3 separate regions of the Homo sapiens genome follow, and regions 2 and 3 are each linked to region 1. Evidence: chromatin contacts called from ENCODE Hi-C or POLR2A ChIA-PET data. All regions are on one chromosome and are shown on one strand. Each heading gives the region's core, a stretch centred on a gene start or an enhancer-like site at or near the end of the contact. The rest is flanking DNA. Distances are from core to core; before and after follow the strand shown. Region 1 overlaps SHLD1 (shieldin complex subunit 1). Region 2 has its middle 58 kb from the start of SHLD1. Region 3 has its middle 63 kb from the start of GPCPD1.

Evidence for each region. Hi-C counts contacts between places; a loop is a spot of excess contacts on that map. ChIA-PET counts read pairs that join two places held with the same protein, here RNA polymerase II (POLR2A). Pooled maps may share reads with other maps.
Region 2: a map with no recorded cell type shows a loop between it and region 1 (8-fold over the local background). The contact joins two enhancer-like sites. A Hi-C loop is called at or near these places in 5 of 37 single-sample maps with no recorded cell type and 5 of 50 pooled maps. POLR2A ChIA-PET finds 5 or more read pairs at or near these places in 2 of 52 experiments (activated CD4-positive, alpha-beta T cell and naive thymus-derived CD4-positive, alpha-beta T cell).
Region 3: a pooled map shows a loop between it and region 1 (10-fold over the local background). The contact joins two enhancer-like sites. A Hi-C loop is called at or near these places in 2 of 37 single-sample maps with no recorded cell type and 10 of 50 pooled maps. POLR2A ChIA-PET finds 5 or more read pairs at or near these places in 3 of 52 experiments (activated CD4-positive, alpha-beta T cell, activated CD8-positive, alpha-beta memory T cell and activated T-cell).

The regions. Positions count from the first base shown.
Region 1 is chr20:5,841,578-5,844,892 of GRCh38, forward strand. The region is part of intron 2 of SHLD1 (shieldin complex subunit 1); the gene reads left to right. Among named protein-coding and RNA genes, the nearest start is that of CHGB, 68 kb to the right of the region's middle. RefSeq lists an enhancer at 2,740-2,809. Within about 2 kb of position 1,579, at least 4 of the 41 ENCODE cell types and tissues checked have a DNase peak (open chromatin) inside an H3K27ac peak, as active enhancers do.
Region 2 is chr20:5,690,362-5,693,974 of GRCh38, forward strand. No RefSeq gene overlaps it. Among named protein-coding and RNA genes, the nearest start is that of SHLD1, 58 kb to the right of the region's middle. Within about 2 kb of position 1,735, at least 2 of the 41 ENCODE cell types and tissues checked have a DNase peak (open chromatin) inside an H3K27ac peak, as active enhancers do.
Region 3 is chr20:5,672,329-5,675,732 of GRCh38, forward strand. No RefSeq gene overlaps it. Among named protein-coding and RNA genes, the nearest start is that of GPCPD1, 63 kb to the left of the region's middle. Within about 2 kb of position 2,148, at least 6 of the 41 ENCODE cell types and tissues checked have a DNase peak (open chromatin) inside an H3K27ac peak, as active enhancers do.

The DNA of each region.
Region 1 (3,315 bases), core at 329-2,828:
AATTTATGGAGAACCTTAGATAACAGAAAATTCTAAAATGTTAATAAGGCAGTAAATGTTATCAGTAATAACTCCATGACTCATAATTTCTGCCTCTGTTTATCTTATGATTGGCATAATTTATTGACTAAAAGTACATTTAACTGCTTTCTTGAAGCTTAAACAGCTTCTTTCTCATGATCTCTTCAAAGAGTGAATATCATGAAAGAGTAGAAATAATTATTTTCCCTTTTTTCCAAAAGAGTGTTTGGAATAGATATCTTTGTCTGTGGGCCAATGGCTGCACACTCAGTAGTGCAATGCAGAGGCTATTAGAGCAGCACGCATGAGCTGAGTTAGGAAGATAAAGTTACTTAAAAAGCAAATGGAAATAGTTGACTATGGAGAAAGAGAACATTGTCTACAAAACATTAATAGCCTTTACAATTTTTATAAAACCAACCTAGAACAACTTTGAAGTTGAATGATTTTGCATAACTGGCTTATTATGGAATGAAACTTTCAGAAACAAAATATAGAGTGGAGATGAACTGTATACTTTTAAGATGATCACGTGTGATTTGAGATCAGAGTCTAGCATTGGAATACTGTTTCAAGGATAGCTGGACTACCTTGGTGAATTAAATAGATGTGTCACTAAAGGAATAGAAAACCTTGAAATTGTATGTAGCTCCTTCCTCTACCTTCAGATAAAATTTCTGTACATCAGCCTAAGTGGTAAGAATATTGTCTATTTCAAGCACTTTTAGAAAATGAGCTTTGGATATAAGGGCAATCTGGGTATGACATTTATTATTTTGGTCGATCTGGCCAGTTAAGAGACTGATGTCTTAACTCCTTCACCATTGCCTGCACGTCCCTAAGTTGGTAATTATTTTCTTGGAACTTTGAAGGTCTTGTTTCATTGCCTTCTTGTTTACAGAACATTGTGATTAATAAATTTGAGGATTTGTGCTTTATCAGTTCTGAGAAATTCCCACCCATTAACTCGTTGTCTCATTGTGCATTGCCTTTCCTTCGTTCTCTCTGTTAGCTCTTTCTGAAATTCCAATTACATGCATGTTGGACCATCTCACTTTGACTTCCATATCTCTTATTTTTTTCTCTATCTCTCTCTCTATGCTAAATTGTAAGTAATATCTTCAACTCTGATTTCTATTTTCTAATTATCTTTCCACTGGACTCTAGTCTTGTTTTACCTATTTGCTGAGGTATAAATACCTATTACTATATTTTTTCTTTTTCTGTAATTTAACATTTTCTCATTGTGCTTTTTGTTTATTTTTCTCATTTACCTGTTCATTTTTTGTAGTCTCTTGTTCCTAACTCAAACTTTCAACTTCCCATTTTATTTCTTTAACATATTAAGCATATTTGCCTTATATCCTGATTGTGTTAACGCCAATATCTGAAGCCACCATGGGCCTTGTTTGCTGGCTCACTTTGCTTACTCCCACTCGGTAAAGGTAGATTTGTTTTTTCCCTGTGCATTTTGAGCTCATGTTCAATGGAACTCTGTGTGGACGGTTTCTTTTGGTGTTTGGTTGAAAGTACATCCCTCTAAGGTTTACGCTTGCTTTCACTAGACATATGAGGGCATGTCAGTCTGGAACCATATTAAAATAAATAGCTGGCTTAGAGGTTTTTAGACCACAAAAATAGTTTCAATTTGAGCACAAACACATGTGAGTTCTGGCTCATGATCAATTGTTTTTTTCTTTTTTTTTTTTCCTTTTATTTTCTTTTATCAGGTTAAATCTTGGGGCAGATATTTCTTTTTTTTCTCTCTCTCTCTACCCAGAGCCAAGGCCAAGACAAGTTTTTGTTTGTTTTGTTTTACTATAACCTTTTACAAGGCGTATTTTGTTCTCTAGTTCACTTTTTCTCTGGTGGCGTAACTTCAGGGCTCTCAGCTTTATGTGGTGATTTCTTGTTAAGCACCCCCACCTTGCCATGGCCCTAGGCTTTGTGTCCTGAACCCTGTGTGGACGTTGAAGCTGACATGCTAGGTCTAGACACCAGCTCAGGGTTTGCAGACCTCTCAGAACTTCTATTCTCATTTTGCTTTTGGTCTGTACAGGCTTTCCTTGCTTTGTTACCAGCTCAGTCAAACATTTTAAAAGATTTTTCAAAAATATTTTATCCAACAGTTTTAGATGTTTGGTAACAGGAAGGATTTTCAGAATATCTTGTCTACCATATTCTTTTGTCAAAAATAAGTAACTATTTCTGTGACCACACTAGAGGTATCCTCGCGAAGGTGGAAATTCAATTCCATGTATTCCTCACTTCTAGCCCTTAATAACTCATGTTAGAAAATTTCCCAACACAAATGCATCCCAAACCCATCTTTCTCTGTCACTTAGCCTCAGTTTTCACTTGTCTTCTGTCTATATTCCTTTTCTGCGTAAGTTGTATCACGCAAATTTTAGATTTTGTGGCTTTTTTCCAGTTTCTTTGAGTTTTCTGTGTTCTCCAATGTTATGTGCTTCAGGAGAGAAGGCTCAAAGCTTTGCTCTCCTTAAATTCAAGTGTAAATGGGAGGCATGGGTGTTGAGAGTGATCTCCTATAACTGATCTCATGGTGTTTCCTTCTTGTCTTGCCCGTTTAATTCAGCGCTGTGATTCTGACTCAGCCAGCAGTCATTCTGTGAACTCTAGATCTTCTCTGCCTATTTTCACAATTTTTTGTTTTATTTTTAATGCTGCCTGTTTCTCTTCTTCAGTGTATTTACTAACTCAAACTTTTCCTGAAGCTCTTTGCTTGATTAATAGCTGTCATCAACTTACAAAAACCACTGCCACCATCAGGCTCTCTGGAGGTTGAGTCATTTCAGTCCCACCCACATCCTGGTGCAGGTCCCCCTTAGAGGGATGTGTTTGGGGATGGCTGGAGGGCTCTACCAGCCTGGGCTTCTGTGTTTGACACTCCCACACACTGAGGCACCTGCTGTTTCTGCCCACACTAGGATCATGTTTACTTTGCAGAGGGTGCACCAGGGACCTCTGTATAATCATAGTCCTCCTGCTGTGAGATGGGTAATGTTCACTATGATTCATCCCTTCAACTCTAATGCCAGGATGGGGCAGTAGCTATTGGTAAGGCTGATGTTCCTTCCAGTTACAGTTACAAATAAATGCTTGTTTGTCTGGAGTTTCCTTTTGATATAATATCTATCACTGTGTAGTAGACATATATATATATATATATATATATATATATTTTTTTTTTTTTGAGACACAGTCTCACTCTGTCGCCTAGGCTGGAGTGTAGTAGTGCGATCTCGGTTCACTGCAACCTCCGCCTCCTGGGTT
Region 2 (3,613 bases), core at 485-2,984, 150 kb before region 1:
GATCGTGCCACTGCACTCCAACTTCAGCCTGGGTGACAGAGCAAGACCCTGTCTCAAAAAAACCCAAAAACTTAAAATAGGGAGATTATACTGTATTATCTGGGTGGTCCCAATTTAATCGCATGATCCCCTAAAACAGAATTTTCTCCAGCTGGAGTCAGACAGATGTGGCAGAAAGAAAAGTCAGGGAGGTTTTTAAGTGTGAGAAAGACTTGACCTGTGAAGGGGCCACATGGAAAGCATGAGAAATAATGCAGGAAGCTTCTTGGAGCAAAGACTGGCCCTCAGCTCACAACCAGCAAGGAAGGTGGGACGCCAGCCCTACGACCACAAGGAACTAAATTTGACCAACACCTGAAGGGGATCCATCCCCAGAGCTTGCAGTAGGGAACCCAGCCCTGTCACCACCTTGAGTGAGGCTTTCTGGGGCCCTGAGCAGATGACTCAGTTGAGCCAGAGTTTTTGAGAGTGGGGCTCTGACCTACAGAACTGTGAGACAATAAATGAAATTGCTTTAAGCCACTCCATTTGTAGTAATGCTATAGCAGCAATAGGAAACCTACACCCTGACATGTCAACTAACTACTGCAAGCCAATGTGAATACGACCTTCATGGAGTGTGTCCCAGGCCATGGGCAGAAGAGGGAATAGCCAGCTCTGCTAGGGAAAGTGAAGAAGGCTTCTCAGAGAAGGCATGCTTTGGGTCCTCTAGAGGTGGAGCCTGAGATGAGATTCCAGTGCAAGCAATGGTTTTGGGTGATGTTCCCAGGAATCAACAGTAAGGGAGTGACAGAGTGAGACAGAAAAAAGGAAAGAAGTCAGTAAAAGTGTGTGCGGTGGCTCATGCCCGTAATCCCAGCACTTTGGGAGGCTGAGGTGGGCAGATCATGAGGTCAGGAGTTTGAGACCAGCCTGGCCAACACGGCAAAACCTCATCTCTACTAAAAATACAAAAATTAGCCGGGCATGGTGGCGGGCGCCTGTAATCCCAGCTACTCCGGAGGCTGAGTCGGGAGAATGGCCTGAACCCGGAAAGGCAGAGGTTGCAGTGAGCCAAGATTGTGCCATTGCACTCCAGACTGGGCGACAAGAGCAAGACCCCCATCTCAAAAAAAAAAAAAAAAAAAGTGAATCAGGCTGGGCATGGTGGCTCACACCTGTCATCCCAGAACCAGAACTTTGGGAGGCCAAGGGGGACTGATAACTTGAGCTCAGGAATTAGAGACCAGCCTGGGCAACATGACAAAACCCCGTCTGTACAAAAAACACAAAAATTAGCTGGGAGCGGTGGTGCATGCCTGTAGTCCCAGCTACTTGGGAGGCTGAAGTAGGAGGATTGCTTGAGCCTGGGAAGTCAAGACTGTGGTGAGCCGGGATCACGCCACTGCACTCCAGCCTGGGTGACAGGGCCAGACCTTGTTTACAAAAAAAAAAAAAAAAAAACACCAAACTTATTAAGCAAGTTACCATTGTAGGCAGCTGGAGCTTTATCCTTCTCGGGGATGCTGGGAAACTGTAGATTTTGTCTGGGAGGGATGGAGGGACGGGGATTTATGCATCTGCTTCCATCAATATTGGTTGGGAGCCTCTTTTGGGGCCATTAATTCCCTAGTACTCAGCCCTTCGATGTATGTATGCAGAGCAGGCACCAACAGTTTCAGAAAACACTCAGGCAAAAGGTTGCAGGTGCTAGCACTTGGCAGTCTGATTGGTGTGCACTGAACCAGTGAGGCCAAGGGGCCAAGGGAAGGGGGAGCACCGGCAGCATTTGAAGGGAGTGAGGGTTTACCAGGCAGAGACCAGAGCAGGTGTTGCAGGCAGACGGAAATGGTTATGCACACAGAGGCCCAAAAACAAGCAAAAGAGTTCTGTGAAGTGGCTAGAGGATTTGAATCTGGAGTTGGACAAACAGGTTTGAATCCTGACTCTGACTCCTCACTGCTTATTCTCCTTAGGCAAGTCACTCCACTGCTCTGAGCATCAGCTATATGATGGGAATTATGGTAGGACCTGCCTCATTGTGCTGTCACAAGGATTAAATTATTTTATTTTATTTTATTTTATTTTATTTTATTTTATTTTATTTTATTTTATTTTTTGAGATAGAGTCTCGCTCTGTGGCCCAGGCTGGAGCGCAGTGGTGTGATCTCCACTCACTGCAACCTCTGCCTCCTGGGTTCAAGCGATTTTCCTGCCTTAGCCTCCCAAGTAACTGTGATTACAGGCGCGCGCCACCACCCTGCCTGGCTAAGTTTTGTATTTTTAGTAGAGATGGAGTTTCACCATGTTGGCCAGGCTACACTCGAACTCTTGACCTCAGGTGATCCACCCACCTTGGCCTCCCAAAGTGCTGGGATTACATGCATGAGCCACCATGCCCAGCCACAGGATTAAATTAGGTTATGCTTTAAAAGAGTATGGCACCTGGTCAGCCCTCAATAATGATAAGCAATACTTCTGTTGTTGTCCCACCAGTGGGTGAATGTTGGCTAGTTGGCTATGCCCACACAAAGAGTGCATGGAGACAAGGGGTCCAGTGGAGTAGTAGGCCAGAAAGGTGGGTAGCAGCTTCGAGGTACCCTGTGAGGTATTTTCAATTGTAGGCTCACCCAGACTGAACCAAGCACAGCTCACACTTGTAATCTCAGTGCTTTGGGAGGCCGAGGGAAGAACACTTGAGAGGCCAGGGGTTCAAGACCAGCCTGGGCAACAAGGAAAGACCCCATTTCTACAAAATAATAATAATTTAAAAAAAAATAGGCACAGTAGTGAGTGTCTGTAGTCCTAGCTACTCAAGAGGCTGAGGCAGGAGGATTGCTTGAGCCCAGGAGTTCGAGGCTGTAGGGAGCTATGATTGTACCACTGTACTCCAGCCTGGGTGACAGAGCAAGACTCCATTAAAAAAAAAGTGAGAGGCCGGGCACGGTGACTCCTGCCTGTAATCCAGCTTGACCAACATGGAGAAACCCTGTCTCTAGTAAAAATACAAAATTAGCCAGGCATAGTGACACATGCCTGTAATCCCAGCTACTCAGGAGGCTGAGGCAGGAGAATCGCTTGAACCTGGGAGACGGAGGTTGCAGTGAGCCAAGATCGCACCATTGCACTCCAGCCTTTTTTTGCACACAAAAAAGGTGGGCGGGAGGGGGAGGCTTATTTTTAGGGAAAGTGAAATAACAATTCAGGACTTTTGAGCCTGAATCTGTGGATCCCAACGAGTCTGAATAAAATTTAGGAGGTCCACAAACTTGGCTAGGAAAAGAATCATTCCTATTTTCACTAACTTCCAACTGAAATTGACCTTCCCCTTCCATGATGAATGTGGGCAACAAACCACAATGATATTAGCAGGAATTGTGATTTTGTCACAAGTAAAAAAAAAAACAAACAAAAAAGCCCCCAGGTATTTCCAGATTGCAGACATCTTAAAGTATCCTTTATACCCTTTACTACTTCAAAATAATGTTTTTTAGACCTGTTTTTAGATTTAGATTTTTGTTTGTTTGTTTGTTTGTTTGTTTTGAGACAGAGTCTCACTCTATTACCCAGGCTGGAGTACAGTGGTGTAATCTCGGCTCACTGCAAACTCCGCCTCCTGGGCTCAAGTGATTTT
Region 3 (3,404 bases), core at 898-3,397, 170 kb before region 1:
AGACTGGGTAATTTATAAGGGAAAGAGGTGTAACTGACCCACGGTTCCACATGACTGGGGAGGCCTCAGGAAACTTACAATCATGGCAGAAGGGGAAACAAGCCGTCTTACGTGGCAGCAGGTGAGGCCGGGGGTGTGGGGAGAGGGAGAGAGCACGTGTAAGCACAGGAAAAACTACTCTTTAAAACCGTCAGATCGCATGAGAACTCACTATCATGAAAACAGCACGGGGGAACTGCCCCCATAATCCAATCACCTCCTACCAGGTCTCTCCGTTAACGCCTGGGGATTACAAGTCAAGATGAGATTTGGGTGAGAACACAAAGCCTAATCATATCAGATCTGTTTTTATTTTATTTTATTTTATTTTATTTTATTTTATTTTATTTTATTTTATTTTATTTATTATTTTATTTTATTATTTTATTTTATTATTTTATTTTATTTTATTTTATATTTTATTTTATTTTATTTTGAGAGGGAGTCTAACTCTGTCACCCAGGCTGGAGCGCAGTGCCGCGACCTCCGCTCACTGCAAGCTCCGCCTCCCGGGTTCCCGCCATTCTCCTGCCTCAGCCTCCAGAGTAGTGGGGACTACAGGCGCCCACCACTACGCCCGGCTAATTTTTTATATTTTTAGTAGAGACGGGGTTTCACCTGTGTTAGCCAGGATGATCTCGATCTCCTGACCTCGTGATCCGCCCGCTTCGGCCTCCCAAAGTGCTGGGATTACAGGCGTGAGCCACCGCACCCGGCCATATCTGTTTTTAAATATACATAATATTGAATTATATCTGTTCTTATGTTTAAAGTACTAGTAGGAAATACCCAAAATATTAATAATCTTTGTAACTGAGGGATAGGTTTATACTTGATTTTTACTTTTACTTTTCATTTATCTGTAGTGCCTATATTGTCTACAATAAACATGTATTATATATTTACTTTTGTTGTAAGGAACAAAGGTTTTTCTAAAAGTGGGGAGTGAGACTTAACCCCTGAACTCCCCCCAAAAAGACCATTGAATTTGTTTTCATGAGAATTAAACATTTCTTGAGTCAAAGACACCAAAAGTGAACTTAACAGCAGATGAACTGAGAAAAAGTATTTACAATGTGCAGAGCAGAAAAAGAGTTTTATTTTTCTGAAAACATTTTTATTTATTTATTTATTTTGAGACAGGGTCTCACTTTGTCACCCAGGCTGCAATGCAGTGCTATTATCTCAGCTCACTGCAGCCTTGACCTCCTGGGTTCAAGTGATCCTCTAACCTCAGCCCCCCAAGTATCGGGGACTACAGGTGCACGCACCACCGCACCCAACTAATTATTTGTATTTTTTGTAGAGACAGATTTTCGCTATGTTGCCCAGGCTCAAACTTCTGGGCTACAGCAATCTGCCCACCTTGACCTCCCAAAGTGCTAGGATTACAGGCATGAGCCACCATGCTTGGCCAGGAAAAGAATTTTAATCATTATATACATATACGTGTGTGTGTGTGTGTGTATACATATATATAAAACAAGTCAATAAGAAAAATAAAAACAATCAATAGAAAATTGAACAAAAGATAACAGCAATTTACAGAAGTTGAAGAAAAAAGTCCAATAAATATATGAAAAGATTTTAATCTCATTAAAAACGAAGGAAATAGAGGTCACAACCATTAATAAAATATTTTTTGCCAAAAAAATTTTTTTTGCTTATCACTTTAGAAAATACCTTAAAAATCACTAGCAATCAGAGTTTGTGAGGATGGTTATTCTCGCTAATAATACCAACCATCTATGTGTATACCTACTGTTGGTGGAACTGAAAATTGGCAGAGCCCTTTCTGAAAAGAACTTAGTGGTATATGTCAATACTTTAGGTATGCATGCCCTATGACACAGTGGTTCCAATTTCAGGTATCTATTCCAGAGAAATATTTGCCCATGTGCATGAAGAGGTGTGTACAAGAAGAGGCATGAGTCATAAAGCACTGGAAACAACACAAATGTCTAGCATGGAAGAATGGTTATGTAAACTATGATTGGTCTGTTCTATTGAAAAACCACACAGCACCTAAAACAATTAGAAAGACCTATATGTGGTGACATGGCAAGATAGAGCAACATAGCTCAGGGGTAACCACTGAGGGCCTGTCTGGATTCAAATCATGTTTCTGAAACTTCCTGTCTGTCAGACCTTGGAGAAGCCGCCTAAAGCGCTCTAAGTTTCCACTTCCCCATTTGTAAAATCGGAAAGATAGTATTATGTGCCTCCTAGGGCTGTTAATGAGAATTAAATGGGGCAATACATGCACTGTGTTTTTTTTTTTTTTTTTTTTTTGAGACAGGGACTTGCTCTATCATCTAGAGTAGAGTGCAGTGGCATTATCATGGCTCATTGCAGCCTTGACCTCCCAGGTTCAAATGATCCTCCTACCTCAGCCTCCTGGGACTGTAGCTGGGAATACAGGAGTGCACCACTGTGCTTGGCTAATTTTTATTTTTTTGTAGAGATGGGATCTTGCTATGTTGCCCAGGGTAGTCTCGAACTCCTGGGCTCAAGTGATCCACCCGCCTCAGCATCCCAAAGTGCTGGGATTAGAGGTATTAGCCACTTTGCCTGGCCATACACAACATTTTGAACTGTGTGTGTCTCACAGTAATTTATCAATAAAAATACAAACTTTTGCATATTAGAGAAAAGCAAGTTGTAGAACACCAAACATGATATCAAAGCCTTAATACTAAAGGTAATATATGTGGGTATGCCTATATATGCATAGAAAATGGCCCAGTAGAAAACATGTCTCATTAATAGCGGTGTTTATTTCTGATAAAGGAAAGGACTGGGATAAGGCTGGGGTAGGAAAGCTGTCATATCAACTCTACACTTCAGTATTATTTACTTTTTTACAGAAATAAATGTAACTTGTTTGCTGCATGCAGGCACTTGCATGCGCACGCGCGCACACACACACACACACACACACACACATATGCATACACCAGTTACCTTGGGCAAGGCAATATAGGCTTTGACTCTAGTTTGAAGATTTCAAGAGTACCAAATGTTTTACTCAAGGAATTTGAGCAATTGTGCAATTTTCAACAGTGTTTTGTGTCTATTTTGGCTACACAGAGAACTTCCTCAACAACATGGAAACAGACGAGTTTAGATTGTAGTTAACAAGAATAATTTGCAGAAATAGAAAGAAGCAAATAATCTGTTCTGTTAATAACACTCATCTGTCACCCATGCAATGCCTTTCACAGTTGACTGAGAGCCAATTTTATCTTGCTGTCACATAGAGTGTCCTTTTTATCATTGCAGTTGCACACTTCCCACAATCTTTAGGCAAAGAGGCGGAACTGCCTCATCTACGTGTATAGAAGTTATCTTGTTGCCCGGGTTGG